2 separate regions of the Homo sapiens genome follow, and region 1 is linked to region 2. The links are chromatin loops, found by intact Hi-C in ENCODE. Cell type or tissue: B cell. All regions are shown on one strand. Links, peaks and the distances in the headings refer to the core of each region. The heading gives the core; the rest is flanking DNA. Region 1 overlaps PSTPIP1 (proline-serine-threonine phosphatase interacting protein 1). Region 2 holds the start of SCAPER (S-phase cyclin A associated protein in the ER).

Region 1 (5,368 bases), core at 110-5,109, 130 kb before region 2:
AGGGAAGCCTGTCTCACAAGCTTTTGTAGCATGTGAGGCTGCGGGTGTGCTGCCTCCTGGGGTCACTGCTTGCACAAGATTCTCAAAGAGGGTGTGTGTGTGCCCTCTCTAAGCACGGGTGGTTCCCACGAGCCTCTGCCTCCCAGGAGTAGGAAGTTCCAGGGGCTCCTGAGGCCCTGGAATGAGCTGGTCCTTGGGAAGGGCCGGGAACTGCATCAGCCTCTCCCCACAGTCCACTACCTCCCAGAGGCAGGGCCTTCTTGGTTGAAGGGTGGCTGAAGAGTGGTGGCATGGCGGTGGGGGCACAGGCACCATGTGAAACCCACAGACCCTTGTGGATGCTCACAGGGCACATGGCCTCCCTCAAAGGCCTGGCTACGAGGGCTCCCTAAGCTGGCTATAGTGCTCCCAATGGGCTGTCACCTTCGTCACTCAAGGCCTGAACCAGGAGAGTCCTTAGATTCTGAATCTGACCCCAACACTCAGGGCCCTGGCCTTAGAGAGTGTGAATGACTTGCCCAGGTCACACATTGAGGCCCAGCACTAGGACCTTGGCACTTGACTGCAGCCAGGCCGGGGAAGGAGCCCTGGAAAAGCCTGGAGAATTCTCCAGATGCCCCAGTCCTGCTCCAGCCAGACAGCGTTGCCACTGCAGCCTGACAGGGCACCAGGCTCACATGAGGCCCCAGGGACAAGGAAGCCAGCATAGGGGCCTCCCCAGAGCTCGGAGCACCTCCCCTAGTGAATAATTGGGGTGTGATTATTCTAGTGTCTGGGTCCCTTGGGCTGAGGGTTCCATAGGCTGAACTGAGCCTATCTTGTCTCCACAGAGTGCCCAGCACCTAAACTGGGCACCAGATACAGACACATAGTAGGTGCTCAGTGAACGAGGAAGGGCCAGGTGCAGAGGAGGGGCTCGACCCACTTCCTGGCCCAGCCTTAGGCCCTCCCTCCGTCTGTCGGGGCCTCACCTCTTTATCATGCCGCAGGACGGCTGTATGCCAGGGCTGCTGGTCAGCGGGGTGACCTCCCGATCGTAATAGTTCTGGTAGGGCACCGGAGCTGCAGACAGCAAGCCGTGAGCCCCAGGGCGGCCCCCAACACCCCATTCTGGCCCTGCCAGACTCAGCTGGGGCCCTACATTCCCAATCTGGCCCTGGCCCATCCTGGTGCCTGAGGAGGTGCCTGTCTTGCTCCCATGAGAGACCCCACCGTAGGTACCATCAAGACCTAATATTCTGGACCCGTGATCCAGTGGAACCAAACAGGCGGGGAGTGGGGGCCGTGGGAGCTCCTCACCTCAATCCCCATCCCCACCTCTTCCTCTGAGTGCCATCATGCCCTTAGCTTTGCCTGAGAGGAGGCAGCAGGCCTGGGACCCAACTCCCCACAACCCCTGCTAGGGCTTCTCTGCCCTGAAGGGAGCTGTGAGCTACCCCAGCCCGGTCCTGGCACTTGAGGCTCAGGGCCGGGCCTTCCCAGGGGCTCAATGCACCTAGAGGCTGCGCTGTCCGCAAGCCGGACCTCACCGGGGGGCTCTGTGCCCGTGCTCTTGGCCTGGATGAAACTGTCGATGTCGGCGTCTATGCTGCAGCCTTCCAGCGTCAGCCGCACTTCCTCGTAGAGCTGGGGCAGGAAAGAGCAGAGGCCGCAGCCCGATGCCCACTCTGCCCCTCTGTGGGCCTGAACTCTGACCAGCGGCCCCCACCCACCGGCCTCCTCACAGGCCATTGTGCGCGGCTCGGGGTCTTTGATCCTGAGGGGTCACGGCCCTGGCTGACAGCTTCCTGTTTCCTGAACACCTTCTGTGTGCAAGGCCCTGTGCAAGGGACTTAACTCACACCTGTCCTCTAAGGTAGACCCCACTTTTCCCATTGGATAGATGAGGAAACTCAGAGGAGAGTGACTTGCCCAAGGTCACAGCGAGAATGCAGCACAGCCAGGCCTTGGGGCTAGGAGAGTGGGTCCAGAGCTCGCCCTTCTACCTCAAGGAGGCGAGGAGGCAGCAGGGGGCTCGAGTCACTTGGGCAAAAACAACAAGAAAATCAACCCCCACAGCCCCGGACAGGAGCGTCAGGCAGGAAACACAGCAGGCAAGGGGGCCAGGGCTGCCCGGGAGAGCCGTGTGCTGGGCTGCATCCATCCACAGAGCTCAGGGACCCTGGCTGGGGGCCCTCTCTGCTGGGGAGGACCCACCCAGCAGGTTGGGCTCAGTAAGGGGAACCAGGACACCCTGGAGATGTGGGGAGCAGAGGAAGGACTGCGCCTCGGCTCCTGCAAGCACCAGGCCTAGAGCAGAGCAGCCACGGTCCTCCAGCTTCTGCCAACCTCTGACAGCTGTGTCCACCTCCCCTCCCATCCCCGGCAGAGGGGGCAGGTGCTCTGTGGCTCTGAGGCATAAGGAGGAAGTCAGGGGAACCACAGAGTCATCATCTTCCAGGCAGAGAAGCCATGGCCCTGTGTGGTACTGAGCTCCTGTCTTGGGGTTCTGGGGGCAAAGGCTGAGCTGCTGAGGCCTGAGACCCCTGGGGCCAGGCTTGGATCACAGAGGACCAGGTGCTTGTTGACCGGCTCAGATGGACCTGGGTGCTTTGCTGCCTAGAGGCTGCCCTACCTTACCCCACACCAAGGCCCTCAGCCCCCACCTCATCATCCTTGACACACTGCATGGAGAGCTGGTTGCTGTGCACCCACAGGGCGTTGCGGAGAATGGTCAGCCGGTCAAACTCTTGCAGCTGAAAGGCCTGGGGGCAGTGGGAGGGAGGTGAGCAGTGAGGAGGCGGCTGCAGGGCCCGGCCAGGCTGGGCCCCATTCACAGCTCAGCCGGAGCTGACCAGGCCAGCCCTCTCTGCTGGAAGCCCAGTCCAAAGGAGAGAGTGCCCTGGGGTCCCCATCCCGACTCCGGGCCAGCCCTGAGGCTGCAGGGAGGGAGGTGGAGATGCCCAGGGGGTCCCTGCCCCAGCCTCCCTTCAGGCTGCACCACACCGAGGCAGAAGGGTAGTGAGAGGGACCTCGGACGGGAGTCCTGAGCCCTGTTCCCCAGGCCCTGTCCATCGGCAGCACCCAGAGAGGCTGTGGGTTTAGTCCAAGTCCCAGTTTTGGCTTCAACAAAGAGGGTGGAAGAATGCCTGCCTGCAACGAAGGGGCCCAGGACTCAAGGCCAGGCGACAAGCAACAGGGCCAGGGCCCAGCACAGGCCTGTGAGCAGGAGGCTGAATAAACGAGTGAGTAACAGGTACCTTCCCCAACTGCCTCACTTGGGCCCCTTTAAGCAGCTGGAGTAGGGATGGGCGTCTCACACTTCCCAGCTGGGGAAAACGAGGCTCCACGTGGGCCACTCACCTCACAGGTGGTCCGGTGCTCCTGCTCCCACTCAGCCCGGACCTTCTCCAGCTGCGCAATGCTCTGCCTGTATACCCGCTCTGAAAGCGCAGGCAGCCTCAGGGAGGGCCCTGACACGAGCTCCTCCACCCCTGTACTCCAGCAGGTCCCATCCTGGATGCCTCCTCCCACTGGGAGCCCCGCCTCCCCCATGGGACCTGCCCTAGCAGATGGCGGGGCCTCATCTGAATGCCCGTCAGGGCCACCCACGCTGGTGCTGCTGCTGCTCCCCAACTGTGCTCTGAGCTGCCTGAGGGCTGGAGTGGAGCCTCATATATGCAAGTCCAGAGTATTGGCCTCTGGGCATCTCTGGGCGCCCCACCTCACTTTCCAGAGGGGAAACTGAGGTTCAGAGAAGGCAGCTGAGAGGGCGCTGGAGGAGGGGTGGAGTCCCACAGGCTTGGGTCACAACTTCTGTGCCCAGATCTCTGGAGGTCACCTGTCCCCCAGCCGAGGGAGTAGCTGAGTCCCAGTAAAGGCAGAGCAGAAGGGAGAGGCCTTCCCAGGGGAAGGGAGGAGGGTGGGTGCTGTGTCTGGTGGGTGGGGCACCAGCAGGGACAAGAGTGTTGGTAGGATTCGGGCATCAAGTGAAGGACAGAGGCCCAGAGAAGGCTATGTGCACAAGTCCTGGGCTCTGAAGCCCGATGGCCTGGGTTCAAATGCAGCTGTAACCTGGGGCAAGTACTGGACCTTTTAGTGCCTCTGTTTCCTCATCTGTTAAGAAAGGGAACAGTAACAGCAGCCACCTCGGAGGGCAGCTGTGAGGACTGAACACATGAAGCGCCAAGAAGGGCTGGCGAATGGGGGAACACAGCGTTTACTTTGACGGCACATATCTGGAATGAGAGCGCCGCGCCCATGATTGTGCAGCCAGGGGGAGTGTGTGTGTCCCCAGGGTGAGGAGGTGTGTGTGGGGAGTACCGCCCAGGCCTCCGCCCTGGTCGGACGGGGCAGCCAGGCCCACATACCTGCCTCGGTGGCCGAGTCCTTGCACTGCCTGGCTTTGTTCTGACTCTGAGGAAACAGAGGGGAAGCAGCGCTAAGCCCCTGCCCCAGGAGCCAGGGCCCACCCCAGCAGACCTGAAGTGACTGTCAAGCTTCCCCGGCCACCCTGGGGGGAACATTCAGGAGCCAACTATGGGCAGATGCCATCATCCACAAGCAACCTCCGCCCACAGAGGACCACAGGCTAGCTCCATGGAAAGAGAACGAAGACAGGAACCGAGCCCAGGAGGATGCCTGTGAAGAGTGAGACCACAACCCACAGGAGAGGTGCAACTACTGCTGAGCCCCCTGGCTGGGACTTGGGCTCTGGCCCCTGACTGACTGCCCCCAGCTCACCCTCAGGCCACTTCCCTCTCTGGGCCTCAGCCTTCCTGTCTGTGCAATGAGTGATGTGTTTCCTGGGCTCTGGGAGCTCTGATACCCCCACTCTGGCCTAGGGGCCACAGCATCAGGAGCATGGGCTCTAGACCACCTGAGTTGGGGGTCCCTTTTCTGCTGCTTCCTGGCTCTGAGACCTTAGACAAGTCACTTACTGTGAGCCTCAGTTTCCTCTCTGTGACATGGGCCTACTGAGCCCTTCTCCAAGGTTGTGTGAGGGTTGGCGTCTGCTCTCATCACCCTGTGGGCCTCAGTGGGCCTGCACCGAGGAATGGGTCCCTGAGTGCCGCCTGACGGTGGCAAAGGGGATCCAGCTGACCTGCCTGTCCATGGCCTGAGGTTCTCTCCAGGAAACCCATTTCACAGATGGGGAGATTGGGGGTCAGAGAGGGCTAAGCAGCATCCCCAGATGCAGATCTTGCCTGGGGGTGTCTACGGCACCCCTTCCTTGCCTCCCCCACTGCCCCCAGCCCTGGGCGACCCACACGGCCCAGCAGCCCAGCGCACCTTCTCCACCTGCTTCTGGTGGCCGTTGGCGCTAATGCGCTCGAAGGCCTGCTCCGCGTCGTCCGCGTCCCGGCACTTCTGCTCGTATGTCTTCTTG
Region 2 (5,368 bases), core at 188-5,187:
GAAAAGGGACGGTGAATATTCGTTTGATAATTACAGTCTGCATTGAATCTTTTTTCTATTTTGTTCAGACTGATTTAAACGTTAAAGTATTTAATTCATCATATGTTTGTCTTTGAAGTAGATGAAACGTATTTGTTAGGTCTCTGTACTTCGACCTTCCAAGCCTGGCACACAGAAGGGCCCTGATAAAGCTTCTCGGAGGCCTAGTTGTGTTCAGCGCAGCCCAGCGTGCTCCTGTCAAGTGCTTTCGCCAGCACAGATTTCTGTGAGGCGCGTCTCTAAGTCCTTAATCTGTGGATTGACTGTGGTGATAAGGCAGGAGGAGGGAAGAGATTGAGTACGAGAAAGACCTGTGTGGCCAAAAGCGGCGGTGTAAGCTTAACCTAGGAAAAGAAACAGCTTCGGAAACGCCGCGCCGGGACATCGAACCAAATCAACCCTCACACCTCCCGCCTGGGCGCCCCAACGGCGCGAACGGGCGTGCGCCTGCGCGCGGACAACACAGATCTTGCAGCCGGGAGCGGCGCGGCAGCGGCTGAGATCACGTGGTGCGCCGGGAAGCCACCCCGCCTCTCCGAGGCCTCCCTGCCCCGCCCCGTCACGCCCCTTTCCCGGCGGGACGCTTTGAGCCGCCCCGAACTAAGCAGGGCGGTCGGGGGTGAGTGTCCGCGAGGGGCGTGCGTAGCGCAGACCCGGGCGGGTCCGGGTTGGGGCGCGGGCCGTCTGAATGCCTTGCGGGGACCAGGGGACAAAATGGCGGCGGGGTACGCCCTTTCACCCCCTCCCCTCACCTGGGAGTGCGAGTTGAGCGGGGCAGGGATCGTTGCTGGGGGAGGGGAGCCGCGGTCGCCTGGGGAGGGCTCGGAGGTCGGCCTCGGAGGCCTCGGGACGGGGGCTGGGGTGAGCCGCGTCCGGGCCCTGCCCTGCGGGCTCATCTGGGGTGTGAGGGACGTGAGACCCCGCACACTACGCGGTCTGAGGGGTGAGTGGGGGGCTGCCGCGTCACCTCACTTGGGGGCAGCCCCGGCCGCGGGTGACGAGGCTTCTGGAATGTCTAAATGCGAGGGGCCCCTGGAGGAGCCTCCCTTCGTTTGACAGGTGATCGTCTTCGTCATCTGTCATTCCCAGCGGGGTTTACCATGCTTTCCCTGTACTCTGATCTTAGCTCTGCCCAGGAAACGGGGCAGGAATGGCCTCTCCGTCTTCCAGATGCGTGCGCTGAGGCCTGGAGGGGCGAAGAGCCTCTCGCACCTGGGAGTAGTGGGACCCAGCCTCCTGCCTCTGTTGCTGCTCTTTTCCAAAACAGCACTTCCTTGGCGCCTTTCCTCTACACCGTTTTCCAGGCGCGTTCGTGGGAACGGCACCAGGGAGGAACGGGATTGTTAGAAAGCAGGCACAAAACTGGTCCTGTAAGCAACACCTGCTGCTGTTAAGGGGGCCCCAGCTGAGATGAGGCCGCCTGTTTGTGAGCAGCTTCCTGTTGCTGGTGGACTGCATCTCTTATTCTAGTTGTGACAAGTTATTTTCCATGAAAATAGCTATTCATTAATAGTCATTTTACCGAACAGATACTAATTCCTTATATGAATTATAGTTTGTCTTAGTTTATGGATTAATTTCATCATTAACTTTTCATCTTCATAAATAATCTGGTAGAAGGATGGATGGGCTAGGAGTAATACTTATTTTATGAATGGAGAAACGGGGGCTCAAAAGGTTATTACTTGCCTTAGATCACCAGCTGGTGAGTGGTAAATCTGGGGTTAAGTTTTCTGACCTAAGGTTGGTAGTCTGACCACTGTCCCACTCTGGCCTATACTGGTGCTCTTTCCCTTCTGTTATTTCTGTTAACTATGACTTTTCCTCAAAGTTTGTTGGTTGCAGATGATTTATGCCACTTGAAGAATGATATCCACTAAAGAATTAATATTTTTAATCAATCAAAGAGTCAAGTTTTAATGTGATTTGGAAGGTTGTCTGTGGGAGAAGTAATCTGATGGCTTTGAAGGCAGACTGTTTTGAGTTTGAATCTCAGCCCCAACCCTTGTTTTTGGCAAATTAATTTTTCTGAGCCTTTCTTATCTGTAAAGTAGGAATAATATCCACCTCATAATTTTGTTGATAGTAATAAATTAGGTGTCTGTAAAGTATTGAGAACTGTTCCTAGCCCATGGTAAGCCCTCAACAAATGCTCTTTTCCTTCTTTCTCCACACTCCCTTGAGCTGCATTAAAAATATACTCTATGTGTCTTTGGTCCATTTGGGTCTGGTATAGCAAAATACCTCAGACTGAGTGGCTTATAAACAACAGAAATTCATTTCTTGCAGTTTTGGAGGCTGGGAAGTCCTAGATCAAGATGTCTGATGATTCAGTGTTTGGTGATAGCCTGCTTTCTGGTTAATAGATGGCACCCTCTAGCTGTCTCCTTACATGGTGCAAGGGTGAAGGGGTCTCTCTCTGGCCTCTTATAAGGGAATTTATCCCATTCATTAAGGTTCTGCTTTCATAATACAGTCATCTCCCAAAGGCCCCACCTCCTGATATGACCTTGGAAACTAGGATTTCCACAAGAATTTTGAAGAACACAAACATGCAGACCATAGCATTATGGTTAATCACTTGGTTGTTCAGGTCAAATAACCATGGAAGTGTAATCAGCAGTACTGTACAAATGTGTTTATAAATAAATTTTGGTGACTGGTCCAAAGGATATAGTATTCTAAACAGACTTTAAAAATGTTTGCCATTGGTGCTTCATAGGTATTTTAAGAACTCCTAAAAGATTGATATTAAGGTCATTAATGTCTTCATTTAGCTGCAGGAATGTTTTAAAGATAAGTAAGATGAAGGGACTTGAGATTCTGTCATTTCTTTCACTTTCTTTTTTTTTTTTTTGAAACCGAGTCTCACTCTGTCACCCAGGCTGGAGTGCAGTGGCGCAATCTTGGCTCACTGCAAACTCCACCTCCCAAGTTCAAGCGATTTTCCTGCCTCAGCTTCCTGAGTAGCTGGAACTACAGGCACTCACCACCATGCCTGGCTAATTTTTTTTTGTATTTTTAGTAGAGACCGGGTTTCACCATGTTGGCCATGCTGGTCTCAAACTCCTGACCTCAGATGATCCACCCACCTCGGCCTCCCAAAGTGCTGGGATTACAGGCGTGCGCCACTGCACCTGGCCTCTTTCACTTTCATACCTGACCACAGCCCAGACTAGTTTTAAAGGATAAACAACTTCTTTGGGAATCACATGTGAATGTTATTTAAACACTTAGAAAGTGGGGGTATTATTTAGGGGGAAGTTTAATAGAATTCTCTGTAAGGGTACAATCTGATATCCATTGTGGAATTGGCATTTCTGAAATTGTAGAAGAGAAAACTGTAAATGGCTGGCATAGCAAAAATTAAATCATTAATAAAATTCTGTTTGCAGTTTCTGCTGGATGGTAACCTTTTTTTAAAAAAAAATTCAACTTATATAGTAGAGGGTACATGTGTAGATTTGTTACATGGGTAAATTGATGCCGATGCTTGGGGTCCCAATTATCCCATCACACAGGCCATAAGCATAGTACACAACAGGTGGTCTTTCAGCCCATGCTCCCCTTGGCCTAGTGATCCCTAGTGCCTGTTGTTTGTGACTTTTACAATCACATATTCTGTGTTTAATTCCCACTTATAAGAGAGAACACACAGTATTTGGTTTTCTTTTCTCATGTTAAGTCACTTAGGACATTGGTCTCCAGCTCTATCCGTGTTGCTGCAGAGGGCATGATTTTGTTCTTTTTTATGGCTGCATAGTATTCCATGGTGCATTTGTAGCTAACCTTTTTCACAAACATGTTTGGCTTTCACTGATTGGCTATGGGTCTTGTGAAATATAAAGAGTGAAAAGATCTGGAGTCCAATGATGGAGCTAGTCTTAAAAATTATTAGAGGCTGGGTACGGTGGCTCATGCCTGTAATCCTAGCACTTTGGGAGGCTGAGGTGGGCAGATCACAAGGTCAGGAGATCGAGACCATCCTGGCTAACACGGTGAAACCCTGTGTCTACTAAAAATACAAAAAATTAGCTGGAGGTGGTGGCTCATGCTTGTAGTCCCAGCTACTCAGGAGGCTGAGGCAGGAGAATCGCTTGAATCCGGGAGGTGGAGGTTGCAGTGAGCTGAGATCGTGCCACTGCACTGCAGCCTGAACAACAGAGCGAGACTCCGTCTCAAAAAAAAAAAAAATTATTAGAAATTATTTATGGAAAGACTTTTTCTTCTATGACATGAAACACTAAAGATTTCATAAAGTTTTGCTAAAATGATAACTTCTTAAAGTAATACGTTCATTTTATGTTTTGAAACATACGCAAAAGAGAATAGTATGATGAACTGCTATGTATCAATCTATTTCAAAAATTAGCTATATATTATACATGAGCAATATTATTTCATAAAAGTTACCTCCTCACTAAATTGTTTTGAAGCAGGTTTCAGACATCATATTTAATTTGTCAAGATTTTAGTATGCATTAGGCCTGCTTTTAATACAGTATTGGAAAAGAGAGAGAGTTTCAGTATTTTCAATTGAGCATGCCACATTCATGAGATAAAATAAATAACTTGGTTGACATATTCATGGCAGTATATATAGAAGTAATCAGAATTGAAAATCTTATTAAACAATTTAGAATTATAAAATGTCTATATTGCTCTTCAAATTACTCTTTTTTTCTTTTGAGACGGCGTCTTGCTCTGTCCCCCAGGCTGGAGTGCAGTGGTGCGATCTCAGCTTACTGCAACCTCTGCCTCCTGGGTTCCAGCGATTCTCCTGCCTCAGCCTCCTGAGTAGCTGGGACTACAGGCGGGTGCCACCACACCTGGCTACAAACTACTCATTTTTACCATAATACACATATTTTTCAATTAGCAAAAATGTGAACAGTAGTTTTTGAGTATGCCTGTGACAACATTAAAGTATCAGACTCAGAAAGGCAAATACTCAGATTTTCTTAAATGTTGGAAAAGGCAAAAACATGGGTGACAGACTTTGTGAACCCTGGAGAGGAACTGTGATTGCAAACCTCAATTTTTCTACAATTTATTGACCAATATGTGGATAATTCATAGATGTACTATTCTGGCTTCAGTTAGATGGGCCCCTATATTTTGGAGTAGTGCTACCAGCAGGCTTCTCACTGCTTTGGGTCTGCCATTTACTCCTTGCTCTTTTACAACCTGTGTACCCAAACTTGGATAAAGAAAAGATATGCCTTTTCTGGCACTTGAGCCCATCTTTACATTTCCATCTCTAGGATTCTTAGGCATCTCCACAGATATTCCGGGATTGCAGGGCAGAATAAGACAAGTGAGACTTCAG

What was found. A loop is a pair of places that touch in the nucleus more often than their neighbours do. Peaks named below come from ENCODE experiments on the same cell type or tissue, not always from the same donor. Only the 100,000 strongest peaks of a DNase experiment are listed, where the experiment ranks them.
Region 1: a loop joins it to region 2, with 15 times the contacts of the local background. A loop is called at or near these places in 14 of 110 quality-filtered maps.

The regions. Positions count from the first base shown.
Region 1 is chr15:77,028,556-77,033,923 of GRCh38, reverse strand. It overlaps PSTPIP1 (proline-serine-threonine phosphatase interacting protein 1), which reads right to left. Exons shown (of 15, transcript NM_003978.5): 7 at 5,272-5,368; 8 at 4,350-4,395; 9 at 3,343-3,422; 10 at 2,646-2,744; 11 at 1,530-1,626; 12 at 972-1,062. Among named protein-coding and RNA genes, the nearest start is that of PSTPIP1, 36 kb to the right of the region's middle. RefSeq lists an enhancer at 70-707. In B cell, for the core only: a CTCF peak has its summit at 2,339; DNase peaks (open chromatin) are centred at 2,383 and 3,283; H3K27ac peaks cover 2,442 bases.
Region 2 is chr15:76,900,589-76,905,956 of GRCh38, reverse strand. SCAPER (S-phase cyclin A associated protein in the ER) reads left to right here and starts at 617. Exons shown (of 32, transcript NM_020843.4): 1 at 617-658. RefSeq lists an enhancer at 271-771 and silencers at 512-821, 832-941, 962-1,041. In B cell, for the core only: a CTCF peak has its summit at 2,427; DNase peaks (open chromatin) are centred at 506 and 2,406; H3K4me3 peaks cover 1,380 bases; H3K27ac peaks cover 2,657 bases.